Regions from separate parts of the Mus musculus genome. Here region 1 is linked to region 2. A link is a loop called in an ENCODE intact Hi-C map of the cell type or tissue named here. Cell type or tissue: heart. All regions are shown on one strand.

The links. Peaks named below come from ENCODE experiments on the same cell type or tissue, not always from the same donor. Only the 100,000 strongest peaks of a DNase experiment are listed, where the experiment ranks them.
Region 1: it touches region 2 in a loop (2.4-fold over the local background); 2 of 42 quality-filtered maps call a loop at or near these places.

Annotation. Positions count from the first base shown.
Region 1 is chr7:16,291,206-16,299,205 of GRCm38, forward strand. No RefSeq gene overlaps it. Among named protein-coding and RNA genes, the nearest start is that of Ccdc9, 8.4 kb to the left of the region's middle. In heart, CTCF peaks have their summits at 3,727 (motif pointing right) and 5,740; DNase peaks (open chromatin) are centred at 3,836, 4,376 and 5,766; H3K4me3 peaks cover 2,595 bases; H3K27ac peaks cover 3,325 bases.
Region 2 is chr7:16,489,789-16,497,788 of GRCm38, forward strand. Arhgap35 (Rho GTPase activating protein 35) reads right to left here. Exons shown (of 7, transcript NM_172739.4): 7 at 4,685-8,000. The coding sequence ends at 7,865. Among named protein-coding and RNA genes, the nearest start is that of Npas1, 17 kb to the left of the region's middle. In heart, CTCF peaks have their summits at 354 and 3,809 (motif pointing left); a DNase peak (open chromatin) is centred at 353.

The DNA of each region.
Region 1 (8,000 bases), 200 kb before region 2:
TTTTATTTTAGTTGACACATAACTGTGTAATATTTTGATACATATAAAAAATGTGCAATGATCAGATCCCAGGAACTGACATAGTCTCCCTCACCTGAAACACTTGTTTCTCTTTTGTTTTGTTCTGTTTTGGTTTGGTTTTGGTTTTTGATACAGGGTTTCTCGATGTAGCCCCTGGCTGTCCTGGAACACACTCTGTAGACAGGCTGGCCTTGAGCTTGAAGATTCACATGCCTCCGCCTCTGGAGTGCTGGGACTAAAGGCATGTGCCACAGTCACCTGGCTACATTTATCATTTCTTTCTTTAAAAAAAAAAAAAAAGATTTATTTATTATTATATCTAAGTACACTGTAGCTGTCTTCAGATGCACCTGAAGAGGGCGTCAGATCTCATTACAGATGGTTGTGAGCCACCATGTGGTTGCTGGGATTTGAACTCAGGACCTTCGGAAGAGCAGTCAGTGCTTTTAACCACTGAGCCATCTCTGCAGCCCCCCCTTTTTCCCCCCAAGATTTATTTATTTATTTATTTATTTATTACATGTAATGTACACTGTAGCTGTCTTCAGACACTCCAAAAGAGGGAGTCAGGTTTCATTACAGGTGGTTGTGAGCCACCATGGAAAAGCAGTCGGGTGCTCTTACCCACTGAGCCATCTCAGCCCTTTGTATAGCCCTGGCTGTCCTGGAACTCACTTTGTAGACCAGGTTGGCCTCTAACTCAGAAATCCGCCTGCCTCTGCCTCCTGAGTGCTGGGATTAAAGGCGTGTGCCACCATGCCCGGCTTTTATCATTTCTTTTTTTTTTTTTTTTTTAAAGATTTTATTTATTTATTATATGTAAGTAAGTACACTGTAGCTGTTTTCAGACACACCAGAAGAGGGCGTCAGATCTCGTTACGGATGGTTGTGAGCCACCATGTGGTTGCTGGGATTTGAACTCTGGACCTTTGGAAGAGCAGTCGGGTGCTCTTACTCACTGAGCCATCTCACCAGCCCCCTTATCATTTCTTTATGTCAAGAATATTCACCTTTTTCTCATTTAAGTATCTGAAATATGCAATGTTTTTATTAGCCACACATGTTTTGCAGTAAACAATCTGTAAGTTTGCTGCAAAGAGCACATAGGCAGGGTGTAGTAGCAAACACCTATAATGCCAACACTGGTGAAGCAGAGGCAGGCAGACTTCTGTGAGTTTGAGGCCAGTCTTTTTAACCCAGAGTGTTCCAGGCCAGCCAGGGCTACATAGTGAGACCCTGTCTCAATAAATAAATGGATAGATACAAATTAAAGGTAAAGCAAACTATAGGTTCTCAATAGGTATGCACCATCATTATTGCTTCCAAACACACAAATTTCTGGATCGTTTATTTGACAGTAAAATGACCTACAGCAGATCCAAGCAGACTTCCTGGAGCCTGGAACTTATACCAAATTTAAAGGCATGGTTGAAAGTTATATATAAAAAGTCAGGGCTGGTGAGATGGCTCAGTGGGTAAGAGCACCCGACTGCTCTTCCGAAGGTCCAGAGTTCAAATCCCTGCAACCACATGGTGGCTCACAACCATCCATAACAAGATCTGACTCCCTCTTCTGGTGTGTCTGAAGACAGCTACAGTGTACTTACATATAATAATAAATAAATCTTTAAAAAAAAAAAAAAGTCAGCCGGGCAGTGGTGGCACACGCCTTTAATCCCAGCACTCAGGAGGCAGAGGCAGGTGGATTTCTGAGTTCGAGGCCAGCCTGGTCTACAGAGTGAGTTCCAGAACAGCCAGGGCTATACAGAGAAACCCTGTCTTGAAAAACAAAAACAAAAACAGAGCAGATCGGGGCAAGGTAGTACTGGGGTCCGAGAAACTGGAGAAGCTGAGGCAAGAGGATTGAAACTTCAAGGTCAGTGTATTAGTTAGGGCTTTACTGCTGTGAACAGACACCATGACCAAGGCAAGTCTTAGAAAAAAAAAAAAAAAAAAAACAACATTTCTCCTAGAACACAGGATTTTGCTCCATTTCACTTCTTGGTATGCCTTTAATACTCCAACCATATATTTTATATTTTTCCTTTCTATGCTTGTTATGCTTGTTCAAATTTCTCTTCATAAGACTTAACCAGAGAACAAAGTCTCTGCTGGGCATTTTTGAAACTTCCTTTGTCAATGCAATTAATGCAATTAGTCCAAGTCTCTTCACTTTAGCCTCAAGCAGTCTTTTCAGACAAGGGCAAAAAGTAGCCACATTCTTCACCAAAATACCACAAAAACACTCTTTATGCCACATACTGAAATTCTTCTCTTTTGAAATCTCTTAGGCCAACACAGTTTAAACACAGTTCAAATTACTCCATATTCCTACTAGGATGACCCATTAAGCCACATTTAAAGCATTCCACTGCTTTCCAAATCCAAAGTCCCAAAATCCACATTCTTTCAAATAAAAGCATGGTCAGGCCTATCACAGCAATACCCCCACTCCTGGTACCAACTTCTGTTTAGTCAGGGTTCTCTAGAGTCACAGAACTTATGGATAGTCTCTACATAGTAAAGGAGTTTATTGATGACTTACAGTCTGCAGTCCAATTCCCAACAATGGTCAGTAGTAGCTGTGAATGGAAGTACAAGGATCTAGCAGTTGCTCAGTCCCACACGGCAAGCAGGCGATACTGAGTGAGCTCAAAGGCAGCTTAAGAAGAAGACCCTGAAGCCGGGCGAGGTGGCGCAAGCCTTTAATCCCAGCACTTGGGAGGCAGAGGCAGGTGGATTTCTGAGTTCGAGGCCAGCCTGGTCTACAGAGTGAGTGCCAGGACTGCCAGGGCTATACAGAGAAATGCTGTCTCGAAAAAACAAAAACAAAAACAAAAAAAGACCCTGCCAGTAAACAAAAAAGTACAAATAAGCTGAGAATGGGCTGGAGGAATGGCTCCTGGGTTGGGACCTGAGAATTTGGCTCCCACCACCTACAACGAGCAGCTCACTATGGCCTGTAACTCCAACCCCAGGGAATGTAACCCCATCTCCTGGTCATATGCACAGAGACATAGATACACACATTTATTTATTTATTTATTTATTTATTTATTTATTTATTTAGGTTTTTCTTGATGAGACAGGGTTTCTCTGTGTAACCCTGGCTGTCCTGGAACTCACTCTGTAGACCAGGCTGGCCTCGAACTCAGAGATCCACCTGCTTCTGCCTCCCTAGTGCTGGGACAAAGGCATGAACCACCTTTTTTTTTTTTAAGAGCATTTATTATTTTCTGTCTGTGCAATATTTTTCCCTACAATATATACCATGTGTGCAGTGCCGACAGCAGCCAGAAAGGGGCATCAGATACCATAGGACTGGAGTTTAAAATGAAGCCCGCCTTGTGGATCCTGGGACAACAACTCTGAAAGATAAGCCAGAGCTCTTAACCACTGAGCAATCTCTCCAGCCCTTACACACAATTTTTTTTTTTTTAAGTTTTTAATGGGCTGGGGATATAATTAAATGTATAAGAACTTAGGATGTGTGAAGTCCTGAATACATTTGCAAAAGCGCGCGCACACACACATACACAGAAACCCTCAACCATATACACAGTCAATTCAGGGTCCGTAGTTCATCTCAGTGGCCCTGGGTTCGAGCTCCAGAACTGCAGAACCAGGTCTAAGTCCTGGAGTTGCTGTGAGAACTTCAGGTTCCTCTGCGTGGTCTGAGAACCCTGCGCTTTCATCTTTGGCCGTTAGGGGGCAGCAAGCGCACGATGGATTGGCGGCGCAGGACCAGCGCGGGGGCAACTCAGGCAGAGGAAGCTGATGAAATCCTAGCCAACTTGCAGTGAGCTCATCCCGCCCGGGCGCCTCCGGAAGCCACGGGGCGGCCCGGCCTCCGCCTGGCCCGAGCGATAACGCTCTGGTTTGGAACCAGGGCGGGAAGTCCTTCCTGAAGTCTGCCTTGTATGGGGCCTGCTGCCAGAACCCTGGGCCTGAGGGGAGGGTCGAGGACAAAGTGGGTGTTTCTTGCAAAATAAAAAAGAAAGTGAATTCGGAGCCTAGCGGTGGGATGGAGAGAAAGAGAGGTGGGGAGGAAGGAAAGGAGAGACATGAATGAGAAAGACTTTTGTGAGCGACAAAGACAGAAATTGAGGCGGACGTTGGAGAGACAGAAAGCAGGTTCAAGTCAAAACAGATGGAAGAGAGGTGGGACACGAGAGACAATAAAAGGAAGAGACCCCGGCAACAGGAACCAAGCAAGTGGCAAGGATGCTGAGGCAGGACAGGCTATGGGCGCGGTGGGGACCGTAGGGACCAGCCCTGCGGGATGGGGCGCGTCGTGGGCCCGCCCAGCCCCCCAGCCCCGCGGCGGCGCGGGCCAGTTACCAAGTTACCAAATTACCGCAGGATTCCGGAGCTTCTGACTGGCGAGGCTGCAGCCAATCAGAGAGCGGCGCAGCTGTTCTCGGGCAGGAGGCCTGGAGACACGCGCACCTTCCCACACCCAGGAAGCCGCTGACACAGGCCCGGTGGCGCGCGCCACCACTGTCCCGCGGACACGCGGAGTTCTTCTACACGGCAACACACACACGGAGACCGTCCCACACCCACATGTACGCACATTCATACACACGCATGCACCCTTATCTGCATTCGCATACAGAAACACATTCACACACGTGTACACACAGCACAGATATACACAAATATTCACACATATGCACAAATGTTCACACATATACACGCATATAAACTTACATGTGCACACACATATACCTATGCACACGCATATACACATGTATATGTATACATGCACACCATAGATGAATATATACACAAACATACATAGACCCACTAACATACACACACACACACACACACAGGCACTCACACACACGCACACACACACACACACCTAGAGGCATACACAATCCCAAGACACAGACACACACAGCCCCGGGAAGCACTACACATCTTTTTGAAGTCAGTAAAGCAATGCACAGTTCACACATACCACTACACTGACACACAATGGCCTTGTCACAAGTGACAGTGGCACAACCATAAGCCCACACACACACTTCACAACCACACTCGAGGGAGATTTATAATCAGCATAATGTCACTGATGTGTGCACAGTCCCAGGGACAGGCAACCCAATCTTCAGACACAACCACAGTGACATACTCACAATGACACATGGCATTGTATAGATAATGTGTATGCTTGGTGGCAGTGTGGGGCATGTAAACACACCCATTACTATGATATGCACACAGTACTACTGGTGCTTGGCGTGGCAGACACCATCAGAGAGACACACTGACATCAGTACAGAAATACAACACATCCACACACACCTCCATGGCTGTGACACAATCCCAGTGTCACACAAATAACCCCACACAGGAGCCATAGCATTGACACATGCCAGCCTACTGCTTATATCTGCACACTTTTCACAGAAAAGCATCCCAAGGACTCTTATAATAGCCCAAGGACTCAACTATTTGTTGCAACAGCCTGACACGCACATATCACCATACTTAGCGTGCTGACAGGGACCATCACACTGACACACTAGCCCCCTGACACGATCACTTTCATAGAACAACTCCCTAACACTCTGGCCACACGCCTAGAGGAAATTGTCACTCATATAAACACACATATCATTCCTGCTCTGGTCCATGGAAGCTAAGTGCACGTGGGATGCTGGGGGGAGGGATGCAGGGAGGACTTGTGTTTGTGTATTTGGGTGCAGTTCCTCCCCCTTCCTGCACTTCCTGGGGGCGGGGCCAAGCGGCTGCCGCTGTTACCGGGTAAACTTCCCCGCCTCCCCCTCGTGCGGCCATTAGTCACCCCCCCCAGGATGATGTCATCGCCTCATTCTGGAGGCTGAGTAATCCTAGTCTCCGCCCCCTCCCCCCCAGGTACCAGGGAAGGGGCGGGCCGCACCTGAGCTCCGCCGAGGACTAGAGCTGGGGTCTGGAGCTGAAGGCTCGGCGCCTTCGATGTCCCTGGGGTGGGGACTAAGGAATCTGGGCCTCTCTAAAGTGACTTAAGAGTGCGTATCAGTGTCCCCGGAGACTGGGGGCTTCCAGCCCTGGATCGGTGGTAGCAGACTTCTGGATCTTTTAGGCTTGAGGTCTTTTTGTTAATGCTCACTTGCTGCTTTGTGTTTGGTGTTGGGTTTGTTTGTTTGTTTGCAGTGCTGGGGATGCAGCCTAGAGCCTCACCCACACTTAGGCTAGGAATCCTTCACTGAGCAACATCCACACTATTTTTTAATTTTTTTTTTTTTTTTAACTTTTAGACAGTTACCCCCTAAGGACAGAACTGTCACTAAATCACCCAGGCTGGCCTTGAAGTTACTCTGAAGTCCATACACACATAAACCATAAATTTTCTATTCTCCTGCCTCAGCTTTTCAAGTAGCTGGGAATGAATACAGACATGTATAACTGGGCTCTGCTTGCTTGTGTTTTTATGAAAACAGGCTCTCACTCTGCAGCCCAGTCCAACCTGGAACTCTTGGCAATCCTCCTGCCTCACCCTCCTGGGTGTTACAGGCATGAATCCCCTTATCTACTCAGTCCTAAAGTATGAAGCACCCCCCAGGTGCTCCCCACATTCATGCTAAGGGCTTGATCCGTTCTCTCTGACTGAGGCCTGGGATAGATTGAGTGCTAAGGAGGACACAATAAATGCAATGTCAGGTTCCCCTTGGTTCTGGGAGATCACCAAGCTGTACCCCGGGGAACAAGTGCTTACAGGAGAGAAAAGAGTACAGGTCTGTGCCTCAAGGATGGGCATGTGACCACATGGATGAACCAGACACCTGAAGTCTAATGACTTATGGGGGTGGGAGGGGGACATGTCTATCAGCACCAATATGCTGAATGAGGCTGGGAGTTCCCCCAAGACATCGGAGGGTCTGTTTCCCAAGAACCCCAGTTCCTATGTCCTGTGCGGTGAGATGTGGGTCTTCATTTTCAAAAGACCATTCAGACATGCCTGCCTGCCTGACCTTTCACGAATATACGGACCCAGTTTGGTTTGTTTCGTTTTAAATAAGGTCTCATATAATTCAAGCTGGCCTCAAAAACATACTGTATAGCCAGAGGTAACCTTGAACTCATGACTGTCCTGCCTCTACCTCCCGATTTTTGGTATGACAGGTATGGACCACTCTACCCAGCTTTATAGAGTGCTGTGGGTGGAGCTCAGACTCACAAACAGCTGGCAAAGCCGGGCATGGTGGCGCACGCCTTTAATCCCAGCACTCCGGAGGCAGAGGCAGGCGGATTTCTGAGTTCGAGGCCAGCCTGGTCTACAGAGTGAGTTCCAGAACAGCCAGGGCTACACAGAGAAACCCTGTCTCGAAAAACCAATCAACCAACCAACAAACAAACACCTGGCAAGCCCTCTGTGAACTGAGCCTCATCCCCAGTCTGGCTCCCTTTGGAAGGGGACTCCAGACCTTGTCTCTTGGGGCTAGTAGTCCCTGTGGAGAAGGGATTGTATACTTATTTACTTATTTTGTAGCTCAGGTTATCCTTGAACTTCCTACAAAGCCCATGCTGGTCTTGAATCTCTGGTCCTCCTGCCTCCACCGTCCAAGTACTGGGACACTGGTGTGCACCATCATTTCTGGCTCATGGCCTTGACTTTTTTTTTTTTTTTTTTTTTTTTTCTCCTTGTGTTGTTTTAGGTTTTGAGAAGGGTTCTCAAAATGCAAGTCTGGCTGGCCTAAAAACTTACTATGTACCCAGAGATAACCTTGAACTCATGACCCTCCTGCCTCTACCTCCCTCTCTCTGCACAGACCGTGCTGGCGTGGAACTTAACAGAGATCCTCTTGTCACTGCTTTTGCCTCCCAAGGGTTGAAATGAAGGCATGAGGTACCATGCCTGGTGATGTCCTTGTTTTTATGACTCCAGAAGTCCATTGTGTGTGTTGGGGGGAGGGTGTCGCCGCCGTTCTATTTTTGAGAAAGTTTTGCTATGTGGCACAGGAAGG
Region 2 (8,000 bases):
ACTAGGGAAAGAACAGGGTGGGAGATAGCCTGAAAGGCCACGGAATCCCTCATCCCTTCCCCAGCCTTCTCTCTTTCGGAGTTTGGGTCTCCCTATGTAGCCCTGACTGGCCAGGAACTCGGTATATTCCAAGCTGCTCTCATACTCACAGATATCCTTCCATGCTGAGATAAAGGGCGAATGCCACCAAGTCTGTTAGACTCATGTGGTATTTCTAAGCTATCACTGGTGGGATTGGCTGGCAACTTGGCGCTGGGTATGGCAGAAACAGGAGGGGTGGGGAGGGGGAGCTGGTGAAAACTTGCAAGACTTGAAAACTTGCTGGGTAGTGGAGCTGAAGTTCTGTCTGGGATTGCCAGGGGGCACCCAATGGTCAGAGGACTGCTAAGGGGCTTGTTTGTGCCACGCGTGGTATACCAGGCAAGCTAGCCCCTGAGCTTCGTGGCGATTCCGTCTCTGCCTCGATTCTCAAAGTAGGATTGCTGGATTAGAGATGTGTGGCCATTGCATTTGGCTTTGTGCATGAGCTCTGTGCATGGCAAACACTGCCGGGATTAGATGTTCTCTACTTGTATTCGGTGCTGAGGCTCAACCCCAGGGCTTCCTGCACACCAGCAAGCTCTCTAGCATCCAAGTGACACACCAGCCCTTACACTTACAATTATTTCTTGTTTTCAGACAGGATCTCACCATGTAACCTTGGCCGGCCTTGATAGAGATCTACCTGCCTCTGCCTCTCGGAATTGCAGTTGTAGGTTACCACAGTCGAATTTATTGATAGGTTTATTTGCTTGTTTGTTTTTGAGACAGGGTTTTCTTTGTGTAGCCTTGGCTGTCCTAGATCTGACTATGTAAACTAGGCTGGCCTCGAATTCAGAGATCTGTCTGCCTCTGCCTCCGGAGTGCTAGAATTAAATGTATGTGCCACCACTGCCCAACGAATTTATTAATTTTTATAAATCTACTATCTAATAAAAAATGAAAAAAAAAAAGAGTTACAAATTTTGTGAGCCACCATGTGGGTGCTAAGAATCCAACCTGGGTCCTCTAGAAGAGCAGCCAGTTTTCTATACTGCTGAATCACATTTGCAGATTCAAGGATTATTTTTATTTTTATTTTATTTTTTTGATTTATTTATTTATTATATGTAAGTACACTGTAGCTGTTTTCAGACACTCCAGAAGAGGGAGTGCCAGATCTCATTACAGATGGTTGTGAACCACCATGTGGTTGCTGGGATTTGAACTCTGGACCTTCAGAAGAGCAGTCGGGTGCTCTTACCCACTGAGCCATCTCACCAGCCCATTTTTATTTTTTTTAATTTATGTATTAAACTTTATGGTATGTGCAATGCCTTTGGAGGCCAGAAGGCAGCATGAGATCCCCTGTAGGTGAAGTGAGGTCACAACATGGGTGCTGGGAACCTCTCAGGACCTCTGGAAAACCAGCAAGTACTTCTTTACCTCTAAGCCGTCTTTCCAGCCCTTATTAGTTATTTGCTTATTGTGTGTAGAGATCAGACAGAGTCCATTCTCATCTCCTATGTAGGTCCTATGGATTGAATTCAGGTTATCAGTCTTTGTTGCAATTTTTCAAAATTATCTTACTTTTATATACTTTTTCTGCATTTAAGTTTTGGGGCTTGGTGCTCACGGAGGCCAGAAGAGGACATCAGATCCCCTGGAACTGGAATTACAGATGGTTGAGAGACCCTATGTGGGTGCTGGTGATCGAACCCAGGTCCTTCACAAGAACAGCCTTCCAGCCCCATGTTGCCTTTCCCCTCTTGAGACAAGGTCTTGTGTAACTTAAGCCAGTCTTAACAACTTAGGCTCCCCAGTGTCAAGATTACAGATGTCTGGCACCCCGCACTGCACCTGGCCTGAATTAAGTTCTTAGTTTATAAAGCTCAGTGGGGCTTGTTCCCTCACCTCTGTAACAGTGGCAGAATAAATGAATGGACTTGGTAGATGAGGTTGGTGGATGAATTAACCAACTGAGAATGATGTAGTATGCCATGTGAGACACTTTGATTCTAGGGCCCAGTTTTCAGAACAAGTCTCTCCCTAGCCGCTCCCCCACACTCCCCAGCCCTAGGGTGCTTTCTTCCCAATCTCAACTTTTGTATGCAGCAGGGCAGGATGGTGTTCTGCTGACCCCTGGTGGCCACATGGAACAAGGCAGTGCATTCTCTCTGCAGGTGTTGTTTTGATGCCAATTCTGGCATGTCCAGCTTTGGTTCTCACAGGTGCACTCAACATTCAACTGACTCTGTTGTCTGGAGTTCTAAGATGTGCCAACCCCCACCTCTCCTTCTCATGTTCACATTCTCGCAGTGTGCTAATCCAACTGACTCAGCGCCCAGGCTAGGATTCACTCAAATCTTTTCTGGCTTGGACTGTCTCTCTCATTATTGATGTTTTTTAGTGATTTTGAGATGAGGTCTCAAAGTGTACCTTAAACTCATAATCCACCTGCCTCAGCTTTTTAAAAACGTGTGCTCATTTTACATGCATTGGTGTTTTGCCTGCCTTCTGTGTGAGGGTGTCAGATCTTGGAGTTACGATTTTGAGCTGCCATATGTGTGGGTGCTGGGAATTGGGCCCAGATCCTCTGGAAGACCAGTGTTCTTAACTGCTGAGCCATCTCTCTGTCCTGCACCCCACCCACCTCAGGTTTTGATTGTGGGGACTATAGGCATGCCTATAGACTATAGGCACACTTGGCTTAATATTTTGTCCCTTTTTGCCCTGAGGACCGAACACATAGCCTTCTGCCTGTGCATGCTAGGCAAACTCTACCACTGATCCACACCCACCTCCCTTTACGTTTTGTGAGATAATCTTGCTAAACCTTTAATTCCTTGGTGGCTCAAGCAGGCCTGAAAAGGGAAATTCTCCTGCCTTAGCCTGAGTAGCTACTATGATTGGCCTGTAACACCAGGTTTGGCTGCCTTTCATGGATTTACTATTAGGTGCATGTACATATAAGTACAGGGATTGATGGAGGACAGAAGCGTTGCAATCAGTAGTTAGCCTGTGTAGGTGCTGGTAACGGAATTCAGATCCCTGCAAGAGCAGTATATGCTGTTAACTGAGTCACTTCCTCAGGGAGAGCTTAAAGAGCGACCCACTGGTCACACAGCTGTGACAGCATCTGATAATTCCACTGAGAAGTGGGCTCTGGGCAGGCAGAGCTGTGCCTGTGGCTGTGCTTCCTGGAGCCCGGCACAGAGCACATGCTCTGGGATTCTGAATTAAATGAGTGGAGACAATCTAATGCCAAGTTAAGTACACTTCAGAGCTTCCTAGTCATGGGGTGGGGAGTAGCCTATCTGCAACCCTATTACCTGGGAAGTTGGAGGCAGGAGAATCAGTTCAAGGCTAGCCTCAGCTACATATTGAGGGCTCCTCCAGACTAAACAATAAAAACAAAAGGACAACTGTGGAGGTCCCAGGGATCAAGTCCTCAGGAATTGGTGGCAAGTACTTTTACCCAACGTGCCACTGCACCAGCCTAGAATCAGGTGACGACATTCTGGCTGGGCATAGGAGAGTCACAGATGTGCCCACTAGAACTCTAGACTCATGTGAGTGGTAGCTTACACCTGTAATCTCAGCACTCAGGAAGCTGATTCAGGATTGTACCAAGTATAGGAACACTCTGGGCTATACATTAGTACCATCTTGGGGTGGAGTTGGCTTAGTGGCTAAAGGTGCATGCTGTTTATATAGAGGACCAGAATTCTCTTCCCAGCTCACAACTAGTAACCCCTGTTCCAGGAGATCCTATGCCCTCTGCTGGCCTCCACAGGCACTGCATTTACCCACAAAAACACATTCATATAAAACTATGTTTCAAAAAACAAACAAAAAACCACAAAAAACTGAATAGGGGATGGAGAGATGGCTCAGAGATTGAGAGCTTGCTGCTTTTGCAGAGGACCCAAGTTCGGTTTATTGGGCGGCTCACAACTGCCTCTAACTCACACATAGGAGGCCAGCCAGGGTTACATGGAGAAACCTGAAGCAAAACAAAACAAAACAAAACTCAGGAGGAGGTGGAGGAGGAGGAGGTAGGTAGGTAGGCTTGAAGTTTGAGGCTGCCTGGAGTTTTTTCCCCATCCATGGTGGTGCTGTGATAGACATCCTGTATGAGGAACTTCTAGGCCCCTGCCATAGGGAAGGAAGGGTCAAGGGAGGTCAGGTTAAGCGTGCATGTGGGGATCCATCAGAATCTCAGCAGGCCTGAGTTACAGTATTCTAGAGCACTGGAATGGAGGCAGAGGAAAGAGCACTTGCCACCATCTGGGATCCAGATGATGGGATGATCCTACTTCACCAAGGTGTTCTTTGATGGGCCTTCGTGATAGCCATGTGCCCACACTCACAACCACTCAAACTTCCTTACACAGATGTTTAAAACCAGCTGTCTCAGCACACCTGGTCCTAGGACTACATGTGTGCACCACAGTTACTCTTTCAGTATTTTCAGGGGTGGTGGAAATGTTTTTGCTGTGGCTTCTTTAGGTGGCTAGCCTTCTCACTTCTTACAACTTTCCAAAGCTTCTGGCCATCTGCAGTTCTCCGACTTCTGTCCTCTCAACACGGCTGCAGAGGATGAGGGGTAGGACTGTCCCCACTTGGCCCCAGGCTGCTGTGGAGACTGCGGCCCTTCATTTCTCTCAGGCCTGTTTTTATTTATGGTTTTTTTTTTTACAAGATTGATTTATTAACTATGATACATATCACATAAGGCCTTTTCTGTCTTTTTTTCTTTTTTAACACCATTCCCATTGAGACAAGTACAATACTTTGTAGCAAATACATAATCTTAAAAAACAAAACCAAACAAAAACACTTCTGTCAGAGATGTCTTGGCTGCCAGGATGGCTGCCCATGCACTAAACAGGCTGGAGCCTCAGAAACCCATGACGTATTTAAAAAAAAAAAAAAAAAAAAAAAAAAGCTTGGAAATGAAGCAGACATTCCTAACAGCAACTAGAGAGGTCCTGGTTTGAGCCCCCATGATACAGGAAATCATCGTTACACTTGCTTTACAGACAGGTTTCCACTTTTGCTGCGAAACATAAGTTTGGGCACACGGCCAGACTACTAACACACTTCAATACCATTAATGTTTCTGTTTGTTTTCAGGAAACTCAAAATATTTGTTAATCCAACACATATAAAGATCATTTAACATAGAAAATACAAGTACCAGAAAAATAAGCTGACAGCAGCACTATTCCAAATTTTCAAACAAGTTTTATTCCCATACAATCCCAAGACTTTTCCTTTGCTTAAAATGTACACAGGGAACATGATTCTTTAATGTGAACAATAACTTATGTCCTGGCTCCACTACTTGGGTGGCTTCATGGTTGGGTAATAGTGCCTCTAGCCTTAGCCTCTCTACAGTGTCCCTGGCTGCTGCAGTCCTAGAGTGACCCAGTCCATCCCCTGCCCTCCCCATGCACACTGGCAGTGGATGTGGAATGGAGAACCACTTTCTTCCACCTGCCATCTGTAGATGACTTTAGGAGATGAGGATTGTAGTTGGCCCACTGCTAAGGCTATGGGTCTGGGGGCAGAGCACAAGGTACCCTGTAGGGTCCTCACTTAGGGGATGCAGGTCTTCAGGGATTCCTCCCACTAGACCAGGGGTACAGACCACAGAAGGGTTCACCCCACCCCTCTGGCCTACAAGTTGCTTTTATGTCATTCCATGTAGTGGTAGAGACAGTGTGAAGGTTCTAAGACCGTCTGCTAGTGCTGCTGTCTGCCTTGGCTGGGGAAAATGGAGAGTGTGGGGTCAGACAGAGCTCCAGACCTTTCCATATCCCTTAAAAGGTAGAGATGAGAAGGTGGGACAGTGCAGACAGAATGCATACTACCCAATGTGAAACACAAAACCCAGCCCGTGGTGATGTTGGGTGGTGACAGGCTATGGTCACCTCCAGGGCTTTCTGGGAAGGGCAGTAGCTGACCTGGCCACCCACTCAAGCCTGATTGTTCTGACTTCTGTGGTTGCCTTGTCATGGGTGGGAAGGACACTCAGAGTGCCTGAAAAGGGAGGTGCACCAGCCTGGTGTCCACAAAGTGAGGCCCAAGCAGGGCTCTACTAATCGCGTGCCTGCCTCTGCCTGCCACCCACTGCCAACATAATAGGCACATGCAGCAGCCTCCCCTGGTTCATAACTGTTCACAGCAGGATGGCTCCACTTCCATCTCTACAAAGGACCAACACAGAAGCTACTGAATGGAAGCCATTCCAATAGCTGAGGCTTGGGGCATGAAGTCAGGGCAGGGGACCAACTGCAACCTTAGCGGACACTACACACATTGTATGTTCCTATTGACTCCAGGCCCACAACATCCAACACAGACCCCCAGGAAGGAAAACATTTATGTGTAACACATTTGTACCTTGGGTTTGGTTTGTCTTGGAGTTTACTTTGCAGGGGGCAGCCTTAGTGTTTGCAAGCACCTTATGTTGCCAAGTATTAGAGATAGGGAGACAGCCAGGACCTGGGCCAGAGGCCAGTCATCCTCCTCTTATCCTACAGAGATAAAGGCAGGGTGGCAGTCCACCTGAGGCCCTTGGGAACACTCCGTGTTATTTCTAAAGTGCAATGGTGCGACCCATGCCCCTCCTATGCTCAGGGTACCTTAGTGTCAGATTTCATGGCCCAGTGCTTAGATTAAAGTGGGGGGCAAAGGCAGGAGCCGACAAGGGTTGCCACATCAGGAGCAGAGTATGGGGAGGCTGCTGGGGAAGTGTCTGGGTTGGGTCACTGTGATGACCTTTGCTTGAGAACAGGTCCCTTCATTCCATAACCAGATGATCATTTCTGGAAGATGCCACATCTGCTCATATCCCAGACACCCTTTCTGGTTGCATTCATAACATGGAATGAAATGACCCCATTTCAACACCAAACATGCCAACCTGAGTGCTGTGTGCACACACCTGTAGTGTTTCTATAGTAGTGTATGTAGTGTGCTGGTTGGCAGGAGGGGTGGGGGCCATGCTAACAATCCTTCCAAGGGCTGTGTTCTTAGGGAGTGGGGGGAGGGGGCTGTGGTTGCAGTTACTGCCCAGGTGTCCTTGCTTTGCTGTCATACATAGACAAAAGGACTTGTTTACCCAGTGGCCACCTGGCAGGTCAGAGTGGAAACTTGAGGTCTGTTTTCTTGCTGTGGTTTCTTTCTGTCTCTGTGGAGGAGCTCCATCTTTCTTCCAGTGTTCCTTTGCTGCAGGGAATGGATCACAAGTCTGGGAAGGGGTTGGAGGAAAGCCACACACTGGGTATAGGCACAAAGCTCTCCTCTTGCTGTGCTGTTGGGCCATGCCAGTGACCCAGTGTGTCCTACGGGGTAGCAGAGCCATAGCCCACATGTTCCCCAGACCCCCGCTGCAGGTGTGTGTAGGTATGGACAAGAAAGGACAAACTGGGAAATGTCCTCTTTAGAGGGGCCAGCCCTGCTTGGGGTTACCTCTGCCCCTGGCAGAGGCTGGGGTGATGTCCCGATGGTGGGGCCTGACGCTGGTGCAGGCAGACAGGTTGGGCCAAGGGGTCCAAGGAGCAGTAGGGGTGATGGGGCCGCTATCTGGTCAGTTCAGTCCTCAGATTGGCCCAGACAAGGCGAGGGCTCACAGCTTGCCACAGCCATAGCCAGGGCAGGTGAAGAGCAGGTGCTCAACTGCCCAGCCATGGGGGACACTGGCTAGTGCCACCACTCAAGTCTTAAAAAGGCGCTTGGCTGTGACTTCCACCCCAGGGGACCTGATTTTGTTCAAGGCCAAATGCCACCCTGTCAAGAAGACGATTGGTTTTCCTGCTTCCTGGGCTGTGGTGGCTCACAGCGTGTGTTCGGCTTGGAGCTGAGAGGACAGCAATGGCTGCATTGGGGACTGAGGGGTTGGAGGAGGTGACTGGGGAGGTGATGGCTGACTGGTAGCAGGTGTAGAGGTGAGGAAGGGAACAGTGGGAGCC